Linked DNA regions of Homo sapiens: region 1 is linked to region 2. A link is a loop called in an ENCODE intact Hi-C map of the cell type or tissue named here. Cell type or tissue: mammary epithelial cell. All regions are shown on one strand. Each heading gives the region's core, and the rest is flanking DNA. Links, peaks and the distances in the headings are about the cores only. Region 1 overlaps APBB2 (amyloid beta precursor protein binding family B member 2). Region 2 overlaps APBB2 (amyloid beta precursor protein binding family B member 2).

Region 1 (11,803 bases), core at 2,231-10,230, 150 kb before region 2:
CTCTGGAGTTGAGTAACATCTTGGTCACTTTTACCCAGATATTCATTCTTTTTATGCAGTATTTTGAACATTGGCTTTTAGTGTTGTTGAGTGCATGGATTTTCAGATTATTAGAGATTAATGTGTAGATCTTAACGCCTGTGCCTTCCCTTCTCCTTCTTTCTCCCCCCTTTCCTCAGCCCTTTCCCCTGCATCCCATATTGAATTTTTTGTACAGCAGGGCTGACATGTCCTGCATAGCTTAGTTCTCAGGACTTTTAATTAAATAAAAATTTTTTTTAAAAAAGAAACTTTGCTAAGACAGACTTTTGGCATGTTAAAGTTGAACTTGAGTTTAGTTTCTAAAATAATTTAATTTTTTTTTAATCTTTAAAATAATGACTACAGGAAATACTTCTAAAATAATTGATATTCCCCGTGGTAAAACTGGGGTTATTACTGGATGAATTTCAGCATGTGTTCTTTTTTCCTGGGGTGAAAAAAAAGTGTTGGGGAGTGTTCCATTGTATGCCAAAACACATAAATTGTAATCCCTCAAACCTCAGAGCGCCCTTCATATGGTGGTAGTTATTTGGTATATTGTAAAATGTGGCCTGGAGATTAAAATAAGAAATAAAATATTTTACTATATACGGATCAGTTAGAATATTCCTTTTAACACTTTTGCATGGATACTTTGGTTAAAATAAATCATTGTATTGAAGCAGACGTAGCATTGCTGCTCGTTTCTATTTCCTATATGTATTTTATATTTCCTACAGATGAAGAATGACCAAAATGTCAGCCCCATTAAAGCAGAAATTTTTTTTTAGTGCCAGTCTCCATCACCTAGAATGGTACCTGATACATAGTGATTGCTCGCTAAAAAAATGTACTAAATGAATGAGCTAACAAGCAACCAAAATTAAAAATGACACTATCACTTTTCACTGATAAACTTCCTTCCAGAAGTATTGGGAACGTCACAATACCTGGTGTTTGTCTGGAATTCCGATTAGGTGCCGCCTGCATGTTCCTTTAGCCCCCTGAGCCTTCCCACAGATCACAGCTTCCCTTAGAGTCAGTCCGTGCAGAAAGAGCTGTGTCTTAGTGTTCATGGTTGTATTGGTAATGCCACATCTAGCAGCATAGTGGTTTCTTAGTAAATATTTGTTGGATGAATATAGTGCTTTATAGTTTCAATAATGCTTTCATATTCAGTTTGAATGGTTGACAGCTCCATGAAGTTGGCTAATAGTATCATCCTAGTTTTATAGATGATGGAACAGAGGTTAAAGAGGCTGTTAGTTATCCTTGGGTCATAAGTAGCAGACCTGGAACCACAACCTCTAAATCTGTTAATTTCTTCATCCCTTGTTTCAGAACAGCTTTAAAAACATTAGTGAACCTATTAATTAATTAATATTCGCCTTCCCCTAGTTGAAATCCTACAGGGAAAGTTATTACATGAACCCTTTTCCAAACTGCCCTAAGGTTATCAGTCACAGACTTTGTTGGATGCCAGTTTCGGTTTTCATAGTAGTTCTTTTTTGGTTACCTGTGATAGATTCTTTTTGAAAGAAAATTTTTTTTTAACGAACCCTCATTCTTTCAAACAATTTATATTCTTCTTTCCCAGACATTTTAACCTGTAAATTTATCAATACTGTAAATCTAATTTTTATAATAAAAATATTCCAATACTTTTTTTTAAGTAAGTTAATGCAGTAAATCAATGGTTCCCAAAATTAAACAAATTTTCACAGCCCTAGAGGAGTGGGCTCCAGTGTGTTCCTTCTTGCCTTGTCTGCCTGGTCATTTTGACATAGAAATTTCAGCTGTGTTGAATTGGCTTGGTGGATATTTCTGGAATCAGGCTTGAAAAGGAGAGACCTTCCCTGTGACATTAGTAAAAACAAAAAAGTCTGAGTCATGTGGATCACCTGAGGTCAGGAGTTTGAGGCCAGCCTGGCCAACATGGTGAAACCTGTCTCTACTAAAACTACAAAATTAGCCAGGTGTGGTGGTGCGCGCCTGTAATCCCAGCTGCTTGGGTGGCTGAGGCAGGAGAATCGCTTGAACCCAGGAGGTGGAGGTTACAGTGAGCTGAGATTGTGCCACTGCACTCCAGCCTGGGAGACAAGAGGGAAACTCCTCATTTAAAAAAAAAAAAAAAAAAAAAAAAAGCTGGCCAAACATTGAAGATCCTCAAATGGTGGCAGTGTCTGGGTGCACATTTTGCCAGATCCATTCACGGAGGCCAAAGACCAACTGACATATGACCAAGGTTTTGAATAAAAAAGGATTTCACAATCTATGAATCAAATCCAGTTCTCATTTCTGTTTAGTCTTCTGTTGAGAAAAATAACTTGGTGACTTCAGTAAGCTTTAATCTACTTTGTGATTCTTGGGTTAGAGGTTATTTTATCAGACTGCTACATTTAAACTTACCCTCATTATCTTACAAATGACTTTAAGGTGTTACTGGAACAATACTCACCACAAAGCTATGATTTCATTGTGAAATACCAACAAGACCCTGATTCCGTTTGCCTGCTGCAGACATTAATGTTTACTGTTAGAACTGAGGCATCAAAGGGAATAAATAAACTGCTGACATTGTGTTGCCTTCAGGATCCGTCACGGGAATATATGGTAGGGGTTTGAGAAGTGGTTTTGGGTGGAGAAAAAGCATTTTCTTTTTTCACCCAGCGCCTGACTTCTCAGTTGAGGCGGGACAGAGCCATTGTGTTTGTTCGGGCTCTCGCAAAGCCAGATCACATCAGCCCGGGCCGCGGCTTTATGCGCAGCCTCACAGTTCATGCCTTTGTTGCCCTGATGCACAGTCGGGAAAGGATGACGAGAAGGGAGCTCAGTAAAGACCTTTCAGGGATTGTTTCTGAGTTTGTCATTGCCACCTGTCCTCCTCTCTCCCCTGGCTTTTCAGACTATTCCCATTTTGTGAGACTCCTGGGTTTCTGATTGGTGTGGCGTGGATACCATAGGTAGATGTAACACAAAAAGTGGAAGTAAACAATGTTTCAAAGAAATAATCTTGAAGAAGAGAGAAAAAAGCCTGCTCTTACTCCAAGGCTGTGTGGACATAAGCGATGAAGGATTAGGATTATTTTAATTATTAGTGACTGTATTGTTTTCTTTATTTCTTTTTTTTCTGAGACGGGGTCTTGTTCTCTTGCCCAGGCTGGAGTGCAGTGGTGAGACCTCAGCTCACTGCAGCCTCAACCGCCCAGGATCAAGCAATCCTCCCACTTCAGCCTTCTGAATAGCTGGACCACAGGCATGTGCCATCATGCCCGGGTTTTTTTTTTTTTTTTTTTTTTTTTGAGACAGTCTTACTCTGTTGCCCAGGCTGGAGTACAGTGCTGCTATCTTAGCTCACTGTAATCTCCTCCTCCTGGGTTCAAGTGATCCTCCTGCCTCAGCCACCTGAGTAGCTGGAATTAGAGGCGTGTGCCACCATGCCTTGCTAATTTATGTATTTTTAGAAGTGAAAGGGTTTTGGCATGTTGGCCAGGCTGGTCTTGAACTCCTGGCCTCAAGTTATCTGCCTGCTTCAGCCTCCCAGAGTGCTAGGATTACAGGCATGAGTCACCATGTTGGATAAATATTTAAAATTTTTTGTAGAGATAGGGTCTCACTATGTTGCCCAGGCTGGTCTCGAACTCCTGGGCTCAAGCAATCCACTTGTCTTGGCCTCCCAAAGTGCTAGGATTACAAGTATGAGTCACCGTGCCTGGCATCTCTTAATTTTTGAAACCACTAATGTCTTTCCCTTAAGACTTGGGTCATTTTGGAAGTAAGAGGCCAGACTTGATGCCTTCAGACATTTATTATTTCTAACACTGGTGCATGCATCTTTCCTGTCTCTCACAGGTGGCTTGGTGCAAGTGTAGTTTTATCTTGTTGAAAGCCTTTTGTTCTTCTTTGAACAGTGGGACTGTAGTGTTATCAACAGGGCCAGTGCTAGGACCAGAAAGCTTTCGGTGTGATAGGCAGTTTCTGTTCAGGACACCTGCTGCCCAAGCACAGTGCACTCATTGTTTCTTCAGTTGAACATGTTCTAGGCAGAGCTGTGTCTTTTTTAGCCTAGGATTGAGTCTTCACTTTTTCTCCTGCATGCGTTTCATTTTTGGTAGAATAAATTTCTGTCTTCTTCTTCTGGTTTTGCTGGTATGAATTTAATACCTGCACGTGATTTGTACAAAGTTTATTTCCAAGAGTTCATGCTGAAATGTCATAGTGGTGGAAAGAGCACTTGGTCAAAGTGGAGGCAAATGGTCTGGACTCTCATTCCTGCTTTGCTGGCTGTGTGGCTGAGGGAAAGACATTTTACCTCTCTGGGCACGGGCTTATTAGAGCAATGGGTTGCCAAGGCCCCAGTGTAAAGATTCCACCATTGTGTCTTGTGTTTTTCAGGATGCCAAGAGCATCAGAAATGAGTGTGCCAGGAGTCATTAAGGGCCCTGCTCCTGTGAGTAGGTAACACCAGGAGGCATTCTTTTATTTATTTAATTTATTTGTGTATTTGAAACAAGGTCTCACTCTGTCTCCCAGACTGGAGTATAGTGACGTGAACATGGCTCACTGCAGCCCCGACTTCCCAGGCTGTAGTGACCTTCCCACCTCAGCCTCCTAAATAGCTGGGCCCACAGGCATGTCCCAACATGCCCGGCTAATTTTTTAAATTTTTGTAGAGACAAGGCCTCTCTTTGTTGCCCAGGCTGGTCTTGAACGTCTGGGCTCAAGTGATCCTCTGGCCTTAGCCTCCCAAATTGCTGGGATTACAGGCCATAAGCCACCATGCCCAGCCCGTTCTTTTAACTTAGTGACAGTTTTATGGCATGGCCAGTGATAGAGAAATTTGGATGCGATAGGTGAGGGAGGGAAACAACTATGGTTCTCTGTCTGTGGCAAGTTTGCAGAGTAAAAAAGAATTTTTTATTTCTAGGAAAGTGTTGTTCATCACTGGAAGTGTTACTGGACACTTGGGTTTTGAACGTGTAAATTAAGAACTTCTGTGATCAGATAAATACTTCTTCATTTGTTAGCTCTGTTCAGATAAGAGGCAGACCGAAGATCAGGCTAATATAGCATAGATACCCCATTTCTGATTTGTATTCCTGCAGTCTTAAACCCCTTATTTAAAAATTCTCTTAAAATACATGTTAATTGTAGAAAATTTGGAAAATACTAGAAAGAAAATACAAATAGCTTTCCATTCCATAACCCAAAAGTGCTGTTGTTCATACTTAGGTGTCTTTAGATTATATGCACTCAGTTTGTAGAACAAAATTGGGATCATACCATACATATATAACTTGATATTTTGCTTTTTTTCTGCTGTTCCTTTCGAGATGATTTTTGGGACTGAGGTTTCAACTGAAGGTAGAGATTAATGTAATGTTATGCTTAGCACACTTGTGACGAGGACTGTTTTGATTTACAGAAATAGAACTGTGGACCCAGTATCTGAAAATAACATTTGTCCTGTCCCCTCTTGAATAGACTTTCAATATTTGGCATATACAGATGTCGTCATAACTGTTACTATAATTAACAAATGAAGACTTCTTAATCTATTAGCTCTTAATGTTCACTAATTGCTTTCATAAGATTCCCTCATTGAGTTTTCTGTGCCAGAATTGCTAGCTGCACCACCAGTGAGCATAAGTTATTTCCACACTGTTTTTCCTTAAGCCCTGATTCCTCTAGCTAAAGCATGGCAGCGCCTGTGGGCTAGGCCACATGTTTGGCAGCAGGATAGTTAAGGGATTCCTTTTGCCCAGTTATGTTATACGTTTGATAATATTTATGATTTACTTGTTGAATGTTGGTTTCATATATAATTTCCTCTATTAGGAAATGAAAGATTATTCGTTTCCCCTTTGGATTATGTAGCCTATAAAATTTTCTATTACACCATTCATATTGCAATGTAAATATATTCTAAATCCTGAACCGCATTAGAATTTTTTATAGCCCCCACTTATGTGTCTTTTTGTGGTGCCCTTTGAAGTCCTGTAATGTTTTATATTTGAGATTAAATCTGGGTTTCGCTTTACTTTTTAAAGCATATTGAGCAAGTTAATTTTCTGTTTCAGTTCCTAAGGGGAATGATTCCAGCCCTCTGTGTCCCAAGAATTCAGACTGAGCCCTGCCAGAACATTCCTGTGGTTTTCCACGGGGCAGATCAGTATGTTCATGAAATTTTAGTTGTAGCTTGTGTTTTCCATGGTTAATTAAAACATCTGGCTTTTCAGTTTCCCACAAACAGAGCATAATCACTAGGCCAAACCTTTTCAATAAATGATTAAATATTTCAATCCTCCCCTCAGAATAGCCCACACTTGTCTTTAGGATACCTTGTAAGCTGTTGCCTCTGTTTATAATGATTTTGAACGTTGGGAACATGTTTGAGGTTATCCTGCCAAATATGTGCCCTTGAGAGAGAGAAAGTTGATGACTTTGAGTCCTTATAATGGCTTCTGGCCTTTGCCCCCCCAGGTTGGAGTTGCTGTGGGTGAGCTGCTGTGGTCTGTAGCCAAGCATGCTGTGGTCGGATCTGCCCAGCCGTGGAACAGAAACATTTGCTGGATGGAAAATCCATAAAAGAAAGCTCCTGTGAAAAGCTGAGGCTGACAATAATTTAAGCAAAATCAGGTTAGTATAAGTAAGAGAGGCTGGATAAAGCGGATTGGGCCGGATAGGGAAAAGTTGTTTTGTTCCTTCCAGGCTCATTTTGGAGACCACCCCAAATGATTATTTTCAGTTATTTGTGAGAGTCCCAGCATGTGTAAATGGCAGATACATGCTGATAGCCTTTTGTGTATAGTGTAATGATGTCTTCCTTTCCTTCTCTTCCTTTTCCTCTCCTCTGTCCTATCCTCTTTCTCATCTTCCTCTCCTCTCTCAGAGAAGAGAGAAGGACGTTGGCACAAATATTGGAAGAAGCCACAACTGGAAGCCACCTATGCCAACTTCAATGGTCTTGGCTTTATTTTGGGGAGAAAGCGGCGTCCAGCCTCATGGAGTTGGATTTGTAGTTTCAAAGACTTGCACTCATTTGTGTTTTCGAACTTTGAAGGGTGGGGCATGGAGACCTGCCATTTCTGTTGGGATAATTCTGGCTGTGAGCCTCCAGTCTGCTTGGCCAGATTTTATATACTCTAATCTTTCCCCAAACAAAAGCCACCAACACATTTCATTTTCTGCAGTGTGTGCATTTGGCATTAAGATACTTATATACGACAGGGGAAGAGAATGTCCTGAAAAACATAGGTGTTTAAATAAATGCCAAATGCTCTCACTGTGGGCCAGGTGAATGAAACAGCATGGATAACCCCATATGAGGCAGTAAAGTGAAATAATTCATTTTGAAAACATATATTATACAGGGACAGACATTGCAGACCATTTCTGTTGGACATTCAGTGGGTAAGTCAGCTTTCTACATAAGCAGCTAATAAATACTCCCTAGAAAGTAGTGAGTCACAGTCTTTCAGAATCTGTGAAGTAGTGAATGTCTGTTGGCTTTGTCTGCCCAGCATCCTTTTCCTCCATCTTTTAATAAATCATCCAGATTTTTCCTGGACAATTGCCCTTGTTTCATTTTCACCCTATGTAGTTAGAGGAGGTGACCCTGCTGACTCAGTTATGGGCATGTAACATAAGCGTGGCCAGTGATATGGTTTGGCTGTGTCCCCACCCAAATCTCATCTTGAATTGTAACTCTCATAATTCCCACATGTCATGGGAGGATCCTGGTGGGAGGTGATTGAATTATGGGGGTGGGGTTTTCCTGTGCCGTTCTTGTGATAGGTAATGAGTCTTATGAGATCTGTTGGTTTTAAAAACAGGAGTTTCTCTGCGCAAGCTCTGTCTTTTTTTGCCTGCTGGCATCCATGCAAGACATGACTAGCTCCTCCTTGCCTTCCACCATGATTGTGAGGCTTCCCCAGCCACATGGAACTTAAGTCCATTAAACCTCTTTCTTTTGTAAACTGCCCAGTCTCAGGTACAGCATGAAAATGGACTAAAGGGTCACAACCATCTTTGGAGGGGCCATAGTATTCTTATTGCAACTATTGAAGAAGTTTTGCCTTCTGTGAGTTTGTTAAGCTGGAGCTGCTAGTGGCAGTTTTTCTATGACTTAGGGAAAACCTTACTGAAAATTAAGACAACACAGGATAAATCAAAGCAGGGAGATGGAGGAAAAGAGATTGGTGGGAAGGGAAGGGACACTCGTATGCATATGCACACATGCACACGCACACATGCGCGTGTGCACACAGACACACAGACACACACACACACAGACACACACACACACACAGACACACACATATTTTTGACCTGCAATTCAGCAGTGCCTAAACCCAGCATCTCCTGTTTCACTTTCTTGGCAACTTAGCTAGTTCATCTGAGTTAGGTGTCTGTCTCTTACATCCAAAACATCCCAATTGGTGGTACCTTCTAGGAGTGAGGTCTTAGTGTAAAATGACTGTGGCATAGTCCCTGTCTTTAGGGGCTCATGGTGTAGGGCAGCAGTCCCCAACCTGTTTGGTATGAGGGACTAGTTTTGTGGAAGACAGTTTTTCCAAACAGTGAGTGGGGTGGCAGGGATGGTTTCAGGATGATCTAAGCACGTTACATTTATTGTACACTTTATTTCTATTATTATTACTACATTGTGGTCTATAATGAAATAATTTTGCAACTCATTGTAATGTAGAATCAGTGGGAGCCCTGAGCTTGTGTTCCTGCAACTAGGTGGTCCCATCTGGGGATGATGGGAGACAGTGGCAGATCATGAGGCATTACATTCTCATAGGAAGCATGCAACCTAGATCCCTGGCACGTGCAGTTCACAATAGCATTTGCGTTCCTATGAGAATCTAATGCTGCCACTGATCTGTCAGGGGGCAGAGCCCAGGAGGTAACGTGAGCGATGGAGACCGGCTGTAAATACAAATGAAGCTGTGCTCATTAGCCCACTGCTCACCTCCTGCTATGCAGCCTGGTTCCTAACAGGCCACAGACTGGTACCAGGGGCCCCTGGTGTAGGGGATAGGCCAGATAAGTATTCACATGACTGACATGCAGTGTGACAATGTATCTCTAGAGGTAAGAACAAAGTTTTGTGGGAACAGAGATGGAATTAGGAATTCTGTTGGGTGGTAGACTAGCAGGGAGGGCGATTATTTAACAAGGTAGAAGAGGATTAAGTCTTAGGAACATTAAAAAACATTAAAAAGATTTAAAAAATAGATTTAATTCAATTACTTGCTTTTTGAGTCTAAAAGAAGGGAAGGCTTTCCAGAGCATATAGTTAAAGTAAATTGCAGATAATGAAGATAATTTCAGAGGTTAGTAATGGTAGAATCTTGTTTATTTACTCTGAATACAATTGTTTAAGGCCTAGCCAAATGAGAGGCTATCAGAAAGCTGTCTGGAGTTAGTTTTAACACGACAAGGTAACAGCTGCTGTTCTCACCAGAACCTCAGTCAGCTTTCTGTTTTAAGGAGAATTAAATGAATTTAAAGACTTATTTCCTCTTTTTAATGATAGAGTTTTCATTAATATTATATTTTGTAATTACACTGTTTTTTGGGGGAAATTTTGCAGCAAGTACAGAAAGTTTCCATGTGACTTCTACTGCCAGTTTCCTATATCATTAGTGTCTTGCATTAGTGTGGTATATTATAATTGATGAGCCAATATTGATACATTATCATTACTAAAATCTATAGTTTATATTAGGTTCACTCTTTGCGTTGTATGTTCTATGAGCTTTCATAAATATATAAGTTGTATTTCCATTACAGTATCATACAAAATAGTTTCACTGCCCTAAAAGAATTGCATGTTCTACCTGTTCATTTCTTCTTCCTGAACCCCTGGCCACTACTTATCTTTTGCCCCATAGTTCTACTTTTTCCACAGTGTCATATAGTTAGAATTATACAATAGATAGACTTTTCAGATTGGCTTTTTCACTTACCAATGTGCGTTTAAGTTTCCTCCATGTCTTTTCATGAATTGATAGTTCATTTTTTTTAAAGCACTGAATAATATTCCATTATATCGTTGTTCCACACTTTATCCATTCACCTATTGAAGGACATCTTGGTTGCTTCCAAGTTTTGGCAGTTACGAACAATACTGCTGGAAACATTAATTTGCAGGTTTTTATATAGATATGTGGATAAGTTTTTTACTCATTTGAGTTTCTCACCATTAAATATGATGTCAGTTTTAGGTTTTTTGTGAATGTTCTTTATCAAGTTGACAAATTTCCCCTCTATTTCTAGTTGCTGAGAGTTTTTATTATGAAATAGTGTTGGATTTTTGTTGGGTGCTTTTTTGCAACTATTGATATGGTCATGATTTTCTTCTTTAACTTATTCATAGGTTGGATGATACTGATACTTGAATGTTGAGCCAGCCTTTTGATAAGAGATTATGTTGACTTTCTAGTTCAATATTAAGAGCTCTTATGTTGACTTGCAGATCAATATTAAGAGCTCTGATACGTGAACATGGGACATGTTTCCATTTCTTTCAGTTTTCTTTAATATCTTTCAACAGTGTTATATTGCTTTCAGGGTACAAGTCTAATACTTCCATATCAAATTTATTCCTAAGTATTTTTCTCTTTTTGATGCCTTTATAAATTAAGAAAGTAATTATTTTCAAAGTATTTGTAGCTAGTGTATAGAAATGCAGTTGGTTTCTGTATAATGATCTTGTTTCCTGCAACCGTGTTGAACCTGTTTATCAGTACTGATAGTTTTTTATGTGTATGACTTTGCTAGTATTTTCTATATACCAGATTATGTCATCTGCAGATATAGTTTTATTTCATGTCCAATCTGGATGTTATTATTATTTATTTTTGCAGTGATTTGAAAACTTGAGTGTGATGTGAGAAATACAAAGTTATGTGCTTTGGAGTTTCTAGTGAAATCATTCTGTTATGTAGCTTTTTGATAAGGATAAAAGATGATAATTATGAAATTTATCTTCTCACAGTTGACTTAGTTATTCAGTCATTGAGCTTCTTAGTCACTCCTATATCTTCTTTGGAGAAATACCTGTTCAAATCCTTTGCCCATTTTTATATTGGGTTGTTTCTTTTGTATATAGTCTGATATAAGCTCTTTATTGGATATATGATTTGCACATATTTTCTTCTAGTCTCTGGCTTGTTTAATGGTGTCTTTCCCCCCAACAATGAAATACTGTAAATTTTAATCATTGATAAATTGCATCAATATGGGAAACTGTGTGTATGTATAAACTTATTTTCTTAACGGTGTTGTTTGGTGCTCAGAAGTTTTTAATTGTAACAAAATTCAGTTTATTCGTTTTTTCTTTCAAAGCTCATGATTTTGATGTTTCTAAAAACTCTTTGGCTGGCTAATCAAAGCTCATGAAAAGTTTCTGTGTTTCTTTCTAAAACTTAGTTTTTGTGTTTTTTTTAAATGCAGTCTCACTCTGTCACCAGGCTGGAGTGCAGTGACGTGATCTCGGCTCACAGCAACCGCTGTCTGCCAGGTTCAAGTGATTCTCCTGCCTCAGCCTCTCGAGTAACTGGAACTACAGGTGCCAGCCACCCACCTGGCTAATTTTTTGTATTTTTGATAGAGACGGGGTTTTACCGTGTTAGCTAGGATGGTCTTGATCTCCTGACCTCATGATCCACCTGCCTCAGTGCGCCCAGGCTCTTTCTAAAACTTTTGTTGCTTTACCCTTTACATTTTGGTGTTTAATTCATTTGGGGTCAATTTTTATGTATGGTGT
Region 2 (11,803 bases), core at 1,344-9,343:
AGGCTGTAGTGAGCTGTGTTTGTGCCACTGCACTGCAGCCTGGGCAACAAAGTGAGTCTGTTTCAAAAAAAAAAAAAAATTTTTTTTTTTTAAACATTAGCCAGATATAGTGGCACATACCTGTGGTCCCAGCTACTCAGGATGCTAAGGCCAGAAGATCGCTTGACCCTGGCATTTGAAACTATGATGGTGCCACTACACTCCAGCCTGAGCAACAGAGCAAGACTCTGTCTCAAAAAAAAGATCCATTTCTGACGGATGGACTTATTAATCAACTTCTCGAGAAATACTAAAGCCAAAATAAGAAACACTGGAGCCAAAATAAGAATCTATTAATTTGTTATGAGAATTACCACTCTCCTAGGTGTTAGATTTCTTGGTACTGCATGTTCAGTGCACATTCTCAATGCCAGTGTATTATTTTCCAAATAGAAATAATTACTCAACTGCATAGGAAACCCAAGCATAAGCTTGTTTGCTTGGGGAACATGGTTTCAGCCAAAGGGGTGTTGGATGAATCAAATATTTAAATGGTCTCAGGCTGGGATAGTCTGAGGCGCGCTGTCCTTCTTTCCCTTGAGATGATGCTACTTGGGACCTAGAATCCTTGAAGTGCATTGCCTAAGAGTCCCTCTTCAGAGAAAAGGGAATGATTGCTTTTTTTTTTAAGGTACTTACATTTTTGATCAATACAATCTTTCTTAAGATACAGTAATATTTTCCTTCTTTATTTCTTTCCCTCCTTCCCTCCCTCCCTCCTTCTCTCTCTCCTTCCTTCCTTTTTCCTTTCTTCTTTTCTTTTCTTTTTTTTTTTTTCCGGAGTCTTGCTCTGTCGCCCCAGGCTGGAGTGTAGTGGCACAATCTTGACTCACTGCTACCTCCGCCTCCCAGGTTCAAGCGATTCTCCTCCCTCAGCTTCCCGAGTAGCTGGGACTATAGGCATGTGCCACCACGCCTGGCTAATATTTTGTATTTTTAGTAGAGATGGGGTTTCACCATGTTAGCCAGGATGGTGTCAATCTCTTGACCTCATGATCCTGCCCACCTCACCCTCCCAAAGTGCTGGGATTACAGGCATGAGTCACTGCACCCGGCCCAAGATACAGTAATATTTTCTACTGAGTTAAAGATAAGTCATACTATGTTTGGGAGACATCTTATCTCACTCTTACTCCATTTCTTGGTTTTGATCCATTGACTGATTCAACTATCATACTTTAACTTCAAGAGCAATCTTATTTTCTTCATTTGCAAGTCTTGGAGAAAATCTCGTTGCAGCTAGTAAGTTTGGCCTGTAGTCTGTCTGCATCAGAACTCCTAGGTGTTTCTTTTTTTTTTTTTTGAGATGAGTCTTGCTCTGTTGCCCAGGCTGGAGTGCAGTGGCGCGATCTCGGCTCACTGCAAGCTCCACCTCCCAGGTTCACGCCATTCTCCTTCCTCAGCCTCCCGAGTAGCTGGGACTACAGGCGCCCGCTACCGTGCCCGGCTAATTTTTTGTAATTTTTAGTAGAGACGGGGCTTCACCATTCACAGGATGGTCTTGATCTTCTGACCTTGTGATCTGCCTGCCTTGGCCTCCCAAAGTGCTGGGATTACAGGTGTGAGCTACCGCGCCCAGCCTCTCCTAGGTGTTTCTTTAAATGTAGATACCTGGGCCCTACCTGTGCCTTACAGACTCAGACGCAGGTAGTGGGTCTCAGGAACCTGCATTTTAACTTCCTCCTCTATGCATCATTTGAGAAGCATGGCTCAGATTCTGACACAGGAACTGCTTTAGTTAGGGCCTTCTGTTGTGTTTGAAGTGCTGTGTTCCTATTATAATGGATACTGATCTGGCTAACATTTAACAAGAATCACAGCCTTAATGAAAAACGTGGAAAACATTTATTTTCTTTTAAAAAATAATATTTTCTTTTGTTTTTGATAGAATCAAGTAGAAGTGGCCAGGCATGATGGCTTATGCTGTAATCCCAGCACTTTGGGAGGTTGAGGCAGGAGGATTGCTTGAGGCCAGGAGTTTGAGACCAGCCTGGGCAACATAATGAGACTTCATCTCTATAAAAAATAAACAAAAAATTAGCTGGGTATGATGGCACGTGCCTGTAGTCCCAGCTACTCAGGAAGCTGAGGTGGGAGGATCTCCTTGAGCCCCGGAGGTCAAGGCTGCAGTGAGCCAAGATCACACCACTGCACTTCAGCCTGGGAGACAAAGGGTAACCCTGTCTCAAAAAACATTTTTGTTAAAAAAAAAAAAAAAAAAAAAAAAGAGAGAAGAGTTCTTAATTGCTCCTGTGCTCCAGAAATTAAACTACTGGAAATCTCTTCTCTTGTTCTTGTCCCTAAAATGGAATTTGTGCCATAAGCTTTACTGCACTATGAACACTGAATATTTAAATCCCAGCTGTGCTATTACTAAATGGATGATTGTGGCTGAGTCACTTAACACCATACGTTTCCTCCTCTGTCAAATAGGGTTAATAATAGTCTCTGCCTTGTGGGGTGGTTGTGATGATTAACTGAAACAAGACATGTGGGGCACAGAACGTAGTGATTGCCATGTAGTAAGGGCTCAGCAAAAATTGGATTTTATAAATATTCTGGTATGGAAAATTAATTCTCCCACTGAAGGAAAAGCACAGAGAGAGAGTAAAAGAGGGACTACGATTGTGTACACAAACAGAAAATAACTTCAGATAAGCAGCAGAGTAGACTAGAACAAGTAGGCAGGAAGACAGTGTTTCACAACGTAGAGATCCTGCACATGGCAGGCCGGCCTATCTCCATCCGGCCCTGTGGTTTGGCTTGTTCGTCATTGCCCATGAGCCTCGGTCTTACTTGAAGGGGTGAGGAAGGTGATGGGTCCTGAGGGTGGTGCAGCTCCCTGGCCTGGACATCGGGGGTCGGTCTTCTGCTCGTGATACTCCTGCTCGCTGGCTTCATACTTCCCGCGTTACTTCCAGGGGTTACCAGCGTTTCCATCCAGTCATTTCACACACCTCATTGAACAATTTTCCAAGTGTTGGTTTGCTCTCTTCCTTACTACATATTAATGAGGTGTCCAAGACTGCTGTTCAGCACGTATCTAAAATGTTGTTTAACTACATCAGAAGGTAAATCTATAGCTGCTGAAGCGAACTAAAAAGCTGTGTCAATCTGGTGCAGTGGCTCACACCTGTAATCCCAGTGCTTTGGGAGGCTGAGGTGGGAGGATAGTTTGAGGCTAGGAGTTTGAGACCAGCATGGGCAACATAGAAAGACCCCCCCCCATCTCTACCAAAAATAAATAAATAAATAAAATTAGCTAAGTGTAGTGCCGTGCACCTTTAGTACCAGCTACTCGGGAGGCTGAGGCAGAGGATGTCACTTGGGCCCAGGTGGTCAAGGCTATAATTATGCCACTGGCTTCCAGCTTGTGCAACAGAGTGAGACCCTGTCTCTTAAAAACAAGCAACAAACAAAAAAGGCAGCTGCATTGATAATCAGTCAGGTAAAGCATCGTCATTTTCACTTTCAAAAAGTTGTTCTGAGTATTAAGTGTTAGCAAAGATGCTTTTCTCTCTGTAGTATTTTTAGCCTTAACAGTTTTCACTCTTAATTTCAGTGTGAGTGTGGTGTGTGTGGTGTCTGTGCGTGAGTGTGAGAGAGAGAGATGGGGAGGAGGAGGGAGAGTGAGAGCAGTGTTCTGATTGTAGAACACCCTCACAGGTAGAATTGTTATAACTTTCTAATTGCAGACCACTCTCATAGAAGATTCTTAAGGAAACCTCAGCCCACCTTCTGAAGGGATGAGACGAGTAGCATCTTCAAGTGAAATGCCCTCTGGGGTCTGAAGGTTCTAAAAAAAATCCTAGAAAACCAAGGAAGATGGTGAATTATGGAAGAACTACCCAGATGATTTTCAAAGCTGTAAATTAACAAGTGTGTCTGTTTTAGGAGGAGGGGGTGAAAAGTCTAGGGTGTGTGTGTGTGTTTTTCTTTCTTCTTTTCTCTGTTCACTTGCCAAAAACAAACAAAAATGACCTCACTTCAGACACAGGGATAAAAGCAGGAGGAAATTGCTATAGTTAGAACACTATAGGTTTTTTTTCCCCCTGTACTTTTTGGATACATATTTTTAAAAAAATAAATAGGATCACTTACTCTGGCCTAGCACAATTTCATCTAAAGTGTTTTGAAAGTTATAGTCTTAATTTTAGGGACAGAATAGGTTATCGTAAGGGGTGTGAGGGTTTTTAAATGCAAGGCATTTTCCAGGGGACTTTTAAAAATCAATACCAGGAAGCAAAATAAAAAATTTAAAAATCAAAACCCAGCAAGGCACGGTGGCTCACACCTGTAATCCTAGCACTTTGGGAGGCCAAGGCAGGCAGATTTCTTGAGCCCAGGAGTTCGAGACCAGCCTGGGCAAAATGGTGAGATCTCATTTCTACAAAAAAAAAAAAAAAAAAAAAAGCAAAACACACACACACACAACAAAATTAGCCATGCGTAGTGGCACACATCTGTAGTTCCAGCTACTCAGGAGGCTGAGACGAAAGTTGCAGTGAGCCAAGATTGCACCACTGCCCTGCAACCTGGGCAACAGAGTGAAACCTTGCCTCCAAAAAAAAAAAAAATGAAACTCAGTCCAAAATGACCAGAAATCTATGTAGTTAGCAGAGTAAATCTTACCCCTCCCTGCCCCCAACCCCCATTCAGGGTTTCCTTCCTTTCTTTTTCCTCCATTTGCCTCCATAGAGCATATCAACCCAATTTACACCTTCATGAGCTGTAACCTAGAGTCTTTGCTCTGCTTGGCAGAAGAGGAAGAGAAGATGCCACATACAGTTTGGAGTAGGATGATGACACAGTTTTTAAAATGATGGATGCAGTTTGGTATGAAATGAATCACTGTTTAATCTGTGTTACTTTGCTCATATGGACACACTTGGACTCAGCACCCACTTCCTGTGCAATGGCATATTTGGTCTGGGTTACGTTGGGGTGAAGCATTTCCCCCATGAGCTTGCCACAACTCCATCAAGAAGCCTTCTGGAAGTGCGAAAGGTTTGGAATGGTAGGCTGTGGAAATCCTGAGCTGTTTGCTGAGTTTCTCCCTGCCTTCCTCCCTTTCTCCTTTCTTGTGTGTGTGAAAAGCGGTTATGGCACAGTGTCTTTCATGAGAAATGATTGGCTTGGGATGAATCTCACCACTCCTTTCTGGCACTTTTGCAAAAAAGAACACTTTTTTTCACGGTAGACACCGGATACAACTGGAATATTCTTCTGATGTCCAACAACAGCTGGAGAGAGAAAGAGAGAGAGAGACAAGAGGGGAGGGGAGAAAGAGAGAGGGAGAGAGAAGAAAGAGAGAAAGCCTATAGCACCTGGTATTCTCATGGTGGTCTCCCATCCAAGTTCTAACTAGACCTGACCCTGCTTAGCTTCCCACATCAGATGAGATCTGGCAAGTTCAGGGTTTTATGGCCATAGACCCCTTCCACTTTAAAGCTGAGTAATTAATATTCCACTGTCTGTATATACCACGTTTTGCTTATTCAGTCATCTATGGATGGACACTTGGGTGGTTTCCACATTGTATCACTCCCGCTTTTGAGAACCCTTGTGGAGCAGCAACCCAGGTATCATTTAATAAAAGGCTCCTCTCTATAAGTTTTAGCGTTTTATATGTACTCTTTAGTTTTCTTCTTTTCTTTCCCAGTTGAGCAGACAGTTTATTGAAGATCTCTTTGAGGCCCAGAGTTGCTTTTCCTGAATACCCAGTGATTGTTATCTTGCTGCCATTGGATTAGGAAGTCTGGTTTGCAATATTTAATCTATGAATATGTTGTCTGCGACACTGCCCCTAAACAAACACATTCCCCTTCCGACGAGGCTCGGATGACACAGAGATCAGCTTAAAGCTTGGGACAGCGAGACCTGGACTCAGTAGGGGGCTGTATCAGTCTGTGCAGTGCATGCACCTCTGCACATCATGATAAATTGTTTATTGGAGTACAGTAGAGAATAAATAACCAAACAAGCAAATTAACAAAGCAAATAGGTAGCTAGTTTGGAAAACTGGCCACATCTGGGATGGATTTGGGAAAAAAAAAATGTAGTTTCTCCTTCTACTCAAGGGAAATTAAAAACTCTTGCATTTTATTGATTTCCTCTAAGCTCATCTGCACATTGTTTTTACAAAAGCTAAGTGGTGACATAAAGCCCATAATTTTGGGAGGCATAGATTTTTAGATGCAGAGATTTTGGTTTTGCTCCCAGGAAATGAACGTTTTCTGCAGAGGAGGCATCTACCTCTGGAAGCCATTTCTCATGTTCAATCTAGTGTGATCAGTGACCAGTTGAGGGGGAAAACGATTCTCTCTGAGCTTTGCTTGGCTTTTCCTTTTGCCACCAAGCCACTGAAAAGTATAGGAAGAGGCAAGGCATTGCAACATGGGATAGCTGCCTCCTATACGAGACTGTTAATACTGTGTATCAGTAAGTGAGGTGGAAGAGGGAGTTAGGTTATCAGTTTGTTTCTCACCCACTTTATGAACATTGCAAATTCTAGAAAAAAAGTACTCTGGGGCCAGGCGCAGTGGCTCACACCTGTAATCCTCACTCTTGGGAGACCAAGGCGGGTGGATCACGTGAAGTCAGGAGTTCAAGACCAGCCTGGCCAACATGGTGAAACCCTCGTCTCTACTAAAAAATTATCTGAGTGCGGTGGTGCATACCAGTAATCCCAGCTACTTGGGAGGCTGAGGCAGGAGAATTGCTTGAACCCGGGAAGCGGAGGCTGCAGTGAGCCAAGATCATGCCACTGCACTCCAGCCTGGGTGACAGAGTGAGTGAGACTCTGTCTCAAAAAAAAAAAAGACTTTGGATTGCAAATGAAAACTCATTATTTATTTATCATTCGTCACAGTAATATTAATTATATTTATACCGCATAGTAGCCCCTGGCTTTTTTTTTTTTTTGAGACAGTCTTTTTTTTTTTTTTTTTTGAGACGGAGTCTCGCTCTGTCGCCCAGGCTGGAGTGCAGTGGCACGATCTTGGCTCACTTCAATCTCCGCCTCCTGGGTTCAAGTGATTCTCCTGCCTCAGCCTCCCGAGTAGCTGGGATTACAGGCACCCACCACCATGCCTGGCTAATTTTTTTGTATTTTTAGTAAAGACAAGGTTTCACCATTTTGGCCAGACTGGTCTCGAACTCCTGACCTTAGGTGATCCGCCTGCCTCCACCTCCCAAAGTGCTGGGATTACAGGGCATGAGCCACCATTCCTGGCCTAGCCCCTGGCATTTTAAAACAAAACAGTGGGTTGTTGGGAAGTAGTAAACTTTAATTAACTTGAATTCAAGTACATATGCATCAAAATAAAGACTTCCAGCACAAGTGCAATGGGAATAACACATTTGGGTTAAGTCTGGATCTGGTGCTGTTGGGATTGTGTGTGGCTTTGATATGACTTTGGAATTCTTGTGACAGAATTGGCTTTGAGTTATCCTTGGGGCATAGTCACTTAGTCATGGTGACCATTTGTTTCTCACCATATGAACAGTCTGATCATTTCCATTATCTCATTTAGTTCACAAAATAATCCTGCTTGTAATTATTCGTATATTTCAGACAAGGACAGCGAGGTTTTGAGAGATCAATTTTATCTGGTGAACACTAATGTTTGAATATAAAAATCTCATTTTAATATGGTGGAAGACCATGAAATCTTAGCATTCGAGGGACCTTAACTTTTATTTACCCTTCTCTCCTTTCTAATTCCCTTCTGCTCCATTCTAGAGAGGTGACCATTCAACACATGCTTAGGATGAATCTGCTAGATTCTTAGAGAGAGGCTTAATAGCTCACAGAATCATTTATAGTTTAAAAGAGTTCTAGAAACAGGGCACTCACAAACATGATGGTACATATCTACTTACCGAAGCTCTTCTGCCTTTTCCATTTTGTGGCCATCAACCAGAACCCTCATGAGAATTCTCACGTCCTAGTTCGGAGAGTTAGACACACAGAGACTGTGTGCAGTCCTTCATTTTGCAGAAAAGATGACTATCTAATTTTAAATACATTTCAAAGAGTTAGCCATTGGATTGAAAGGTCAAATCTAAAAAAAAATGAAATATGAAATAGACCATCTTATCCTTTAGGCACAAATCAATACTTAAAGAGAACGAGGCACATTAAAATGAAGAATAGGTTCAGTATAATTTGTAATCAAACCGTCAAACCTTCCCGCTGATGATTGTGTAACTTTACATTTTAAAAATTGCTAAACTGAGAAAGAAAACAACTTCTGCCAAATGCTGAAGTATGTTTTGTGCCTGTTAAGTTTTAAATAAATCTTTTAAACTTTGGCAGGAAATCAGATATCTGAGTAATAAAAGAAATTTATTATTATTTTGATGATATGCTTAGTATCATATTGTTTAACTTTGAACCCTTTCTTTTAAAGTGAGTAAAATGGCAAGCTGTGGAAAAGAGTTAAAATTTTTACCTACTACTTCTCTTAAGGATAATAGTAATTTCTTAAGAGACACTAATTTAATTTTCCTCCTATACTGTGCAAAAAGAAATGTCCTGGTCCTTTTAACTGATATGATTTTTGGCTTTGCTTTAAATTATTGATTACATTTTAAAAGGGGAGGGACTTTCTGATGAGAATAGCACTCTCTTTAATAGCCTTTCACAAAATCAATTTCCCCCATTCCTGTCGTACTCCTTTGCCGTATTGACGGTTAAGAACCTTGGAAAGAATCTTTGTTTCCTAAATTTATCTTAATAATTTTTCATTATTTTACACCTGCATGTTTATTCAAGCAATTTGAAATAAAGATCTTTTTGAATGATTTCTTCAGTGCTTTCACGAGGGCTGTGTAAGGGACTTTGCTATTTAGGTGGCACTCATGAGTGATGGATTAATGCAGTAGATTCCAGGACCAGATGTCCCTGTTTCTAGATCTCAGCTCTTGAATGGAGTAAGTCAGATCCTGCATCAGTGTCTTTCAAACTGGAGGCAGTTCAGTATGAACACATTTTTCCTAGTGGCCTCGTTCCCAGCTCATCCAGACAAGGAAGCATTGATACCATTTGCACGTGGAACTTCAGCAATGTAATGTCCAGGCAAATGAGTATGTGTGCATTATGTGTACTCTCCCACACAAAATCTGATTCTACTTGGGCTAATTCACTAAATTCTTGTTTACACATGAAGCTGTTTATTTTGCTTTGAATGGGAAGCTGTTTTGGAGTCATGTGAAGAAGGATAGAAAACTACTGAGAAATGTAGCTCAAAAACCTGGAGGATGCTGGTAGCAGATGAGTTGGGAGTGGATTGCATGGTGACAACCAGAGAGCGTAAGTAGTCTCTTATTACGTACAGTATTTCATTGGTTATATCTTGCTTCTGGATTGTTTTGGAATTTTTTTAGCCTTACTATTTTATTAGACTGGCAGGGGAATCATAAATGGAGGAAATAAATAATTTTGAGTTGATGGAGTAGCTTGAGAAGATTGTCTCAAATTCAAGTTTTTGGCTTTCTTGTGTGGTCAGGTATTGAAGTTTGAAAATTGTGATCTGTGGAGCTTAAAGGTTTTTCAAATAGAACTAGGAGCCCTTACAAAACTTCTCTTTTGTTATTTATGTGTCACTTATTTCTTCTCTGGGACAACCTATTACCGGAGTTGAAAAAGTCTGTACTTAAGATAATTTGGATCAGCAAGCTTATTATCAGTGATGTTTTTCTTGCCCAATTTGACCTATATCTAGAAATGCTTTGCTCAACTTTCTAGAAATTACTGATACTCATCTTTTTCCCCAGCTTTGTTCTAACTCAAATTTGGATAATTTTGTGTCATTATCTTTCTGTTGTTTTAATACTTAGAGAGTTGGTGTGGTGAAATTGCAACAGAATAAAAAAATACTATTTTAATTTCAGTGTTTCTGGTAAGAAATCTGCCTTTACTAATGACTGAAATGGACCTGGTTTTTGTTTTCCCCTTTATTACAGTTTGTGGATTAGTCGGTGTATTGAACATGAAATTCAATATAACTAAAGTGGGTTTTAAAAGATAATGAAATCAATACTAACGTGAAAAGACTTGTCTTCATCAGAGCCACCCCACAATTGGCCCTGTGCTCTCTGTTGCTGCATACTTAGGTCCTACAGTTCTTCATGTAACCGCCTGAAAAGCTCTACTTTTCTACTAAGAATAAATAATCCTGCTGAAATGGACCATAGGTAACTCAATTAAACATAGCTTCCTACCACTGGGTTGTTTAATTATTTTTCAATAATTAAATAGATAGATTGAAATTTTATTAATTTATTAACTGCATTTTTTTTTAAGAAAAGACATACTCATTGAAGACAAAGTTAGGAAACATAGATAAACGTAAAATTTAAAGTCATCTGGGGCTGGACACAGTGGCTCACGCCTGTAATCCCAACACGTTGGAGGCTGAGGCAAGAGGATCATGTGAACCCAGAAGTCTGAGACCAGCCTGGGCAATATGGTGAAACCCCATCTCTACAAAAAAAAAAATTAGCTGGGTGTGGTGGTGCCTTGTAGTTCTAACTACTTGAGAGGTTGAGATGAGAGAATCACTTGAGCCACGAGGTTGAGGCTGCAGTGAGCCATGATCACACCACTGCACTACAGCCTGGGCAAGAGAGTGAGACCCTGTCTCAAAAAAAAAATCATCTGTAACTACAACAGAGATCAAAACTGTTATGTAAATGCTAAATACGGTGTTCACCAAGAGGGTGTGATTTAAAAAAATATCTAGTACCACGTATTTTTAAAATTAATTTCATGTACTCCCCACAACATGAGAACTGGGGTATGTCAGCCTCTTTATGCAAACTATTCTTTACCAAAAAATAAATAAATAAATAAGAATAAGCAATGCACTGAATTCCCAGCTTTGTCTGGGCAGTTTTTCTTTGCCCCTTTGCTACTTGTTAGCTGTTACTCCACTCCTTGAGGGTTCCAGGGGCCTAGATAGCTCTAGAAGAACGCTTATCACTCCATGGTGAACCAGAAAACCATTTCTGGCCTGTATTCTTTTCACAGAATAAAATGTTCTTGAGTGGGAGTGTCAGGGAATTTGGCCTCCCTGACCTCCCTGACCCCCCACCCTTCCTTTCTTTGGTGGAGGAGTTCCTTTGGCCAGGGACCACTTAACTTCTTTCAAAATCCCAAAATTGTTGCTTATTTTCCATGATCAACTTCTGTTTTTCTCAGAAATTAAGTCCTTTAAGTTCCCTGAAAGGTAGAAGGAAGACTCTGAACTCACTCAAAAGGTAACCGACTCTGGGCTCAGTCACATGAACTTTTGTAAGACACACAAATGTTAACGATCCAGACACTGGCCAGCTTCCCAGGAGTGCAGCTCCTGGCATTTCATCCATGACAACCATTGCCCTGCTTCTACTGAGAAAGGGTTTCTGTGTCTGTGTCGTACAGTATGTATACTGATGAGCCCTCAGCTTCCAAACCTCATCCGGCCATCCCTTGCACAGGTAGTTGTGCACTGCTGCTTTCTTTTGCTTCTAAAGATCAAAACCAAGTTTTGCATAGTCTGAGGATTAGTCCACCCCCAGCACTTTAACCAGATGGTTGCTGACGATGGATTCTCTTTGGATCATTTAATTAACCATTGAACTCACTAGCAGTTTTGCAATTACAAATTTTTTTCCCTTACAAGAAACCTCATGATTCAGGGATCAAAAACACCATAGTTTAAAAAAAGTTAGGCACAATGGCTCACGCCTGTATCCCCAGCACTTTGGGAGGCCGAGG

What was found. Peaks named below come from ENCODE experiments on the same cell type or tissue, not always from the same donor. Only the 100,000 strongest peaks of a DNase experiment are listed, where the experiment ranks them.
Region 1: a loop joins it to region 2, with 4 times the contacts of the local background. A loop is called at or near these places in 8 of 110 quality-filtered maps.

The regions. Positions count from the first base shown.
Region 1 is chr4:41,137,844-41,149,646 of GRCh38, reverse strand. It overlaps APBB2 (amyloid beta precursor protein binding family B member 2), which reads left to right. Exons shown (of 18, transcript NM_004307.2): 2 at 6,505-6,660. Among named protein-coding and RNA genes, the nearest start is that of APBB2, 71 kb to the left of the region's middle. In mammary epithelial cell, for the core only: no CTCF peak of the experiment used is centred there; DNase peaks (open chromatin) are centred at 4,576, 6,156 and 7,556; H3K27ac peaks cover 4,739 bases.
Region 2 is chr4:40,983,825-40,995,627 of GRCh38, reverse strand. The region is part of intron 6 of APBB2 (amyloid beta precursor protein binding family B member 2); the gene reads left to right. It also overlaps the pseudogene RNA5SP160. Among named protein-coding and RNA genes, the nearest start is that of APBB2, 220 kb to the left of the region's middle. RefSeq lists a silencer at 4,446-4,515. In mammary epithelial cell, for the core only: no CTCF peak of the experiment used is centred there; DNase peaks (open chromatin) are centred at 2,467 and 4,877; H3K27ac peaks cover 4,493 bases.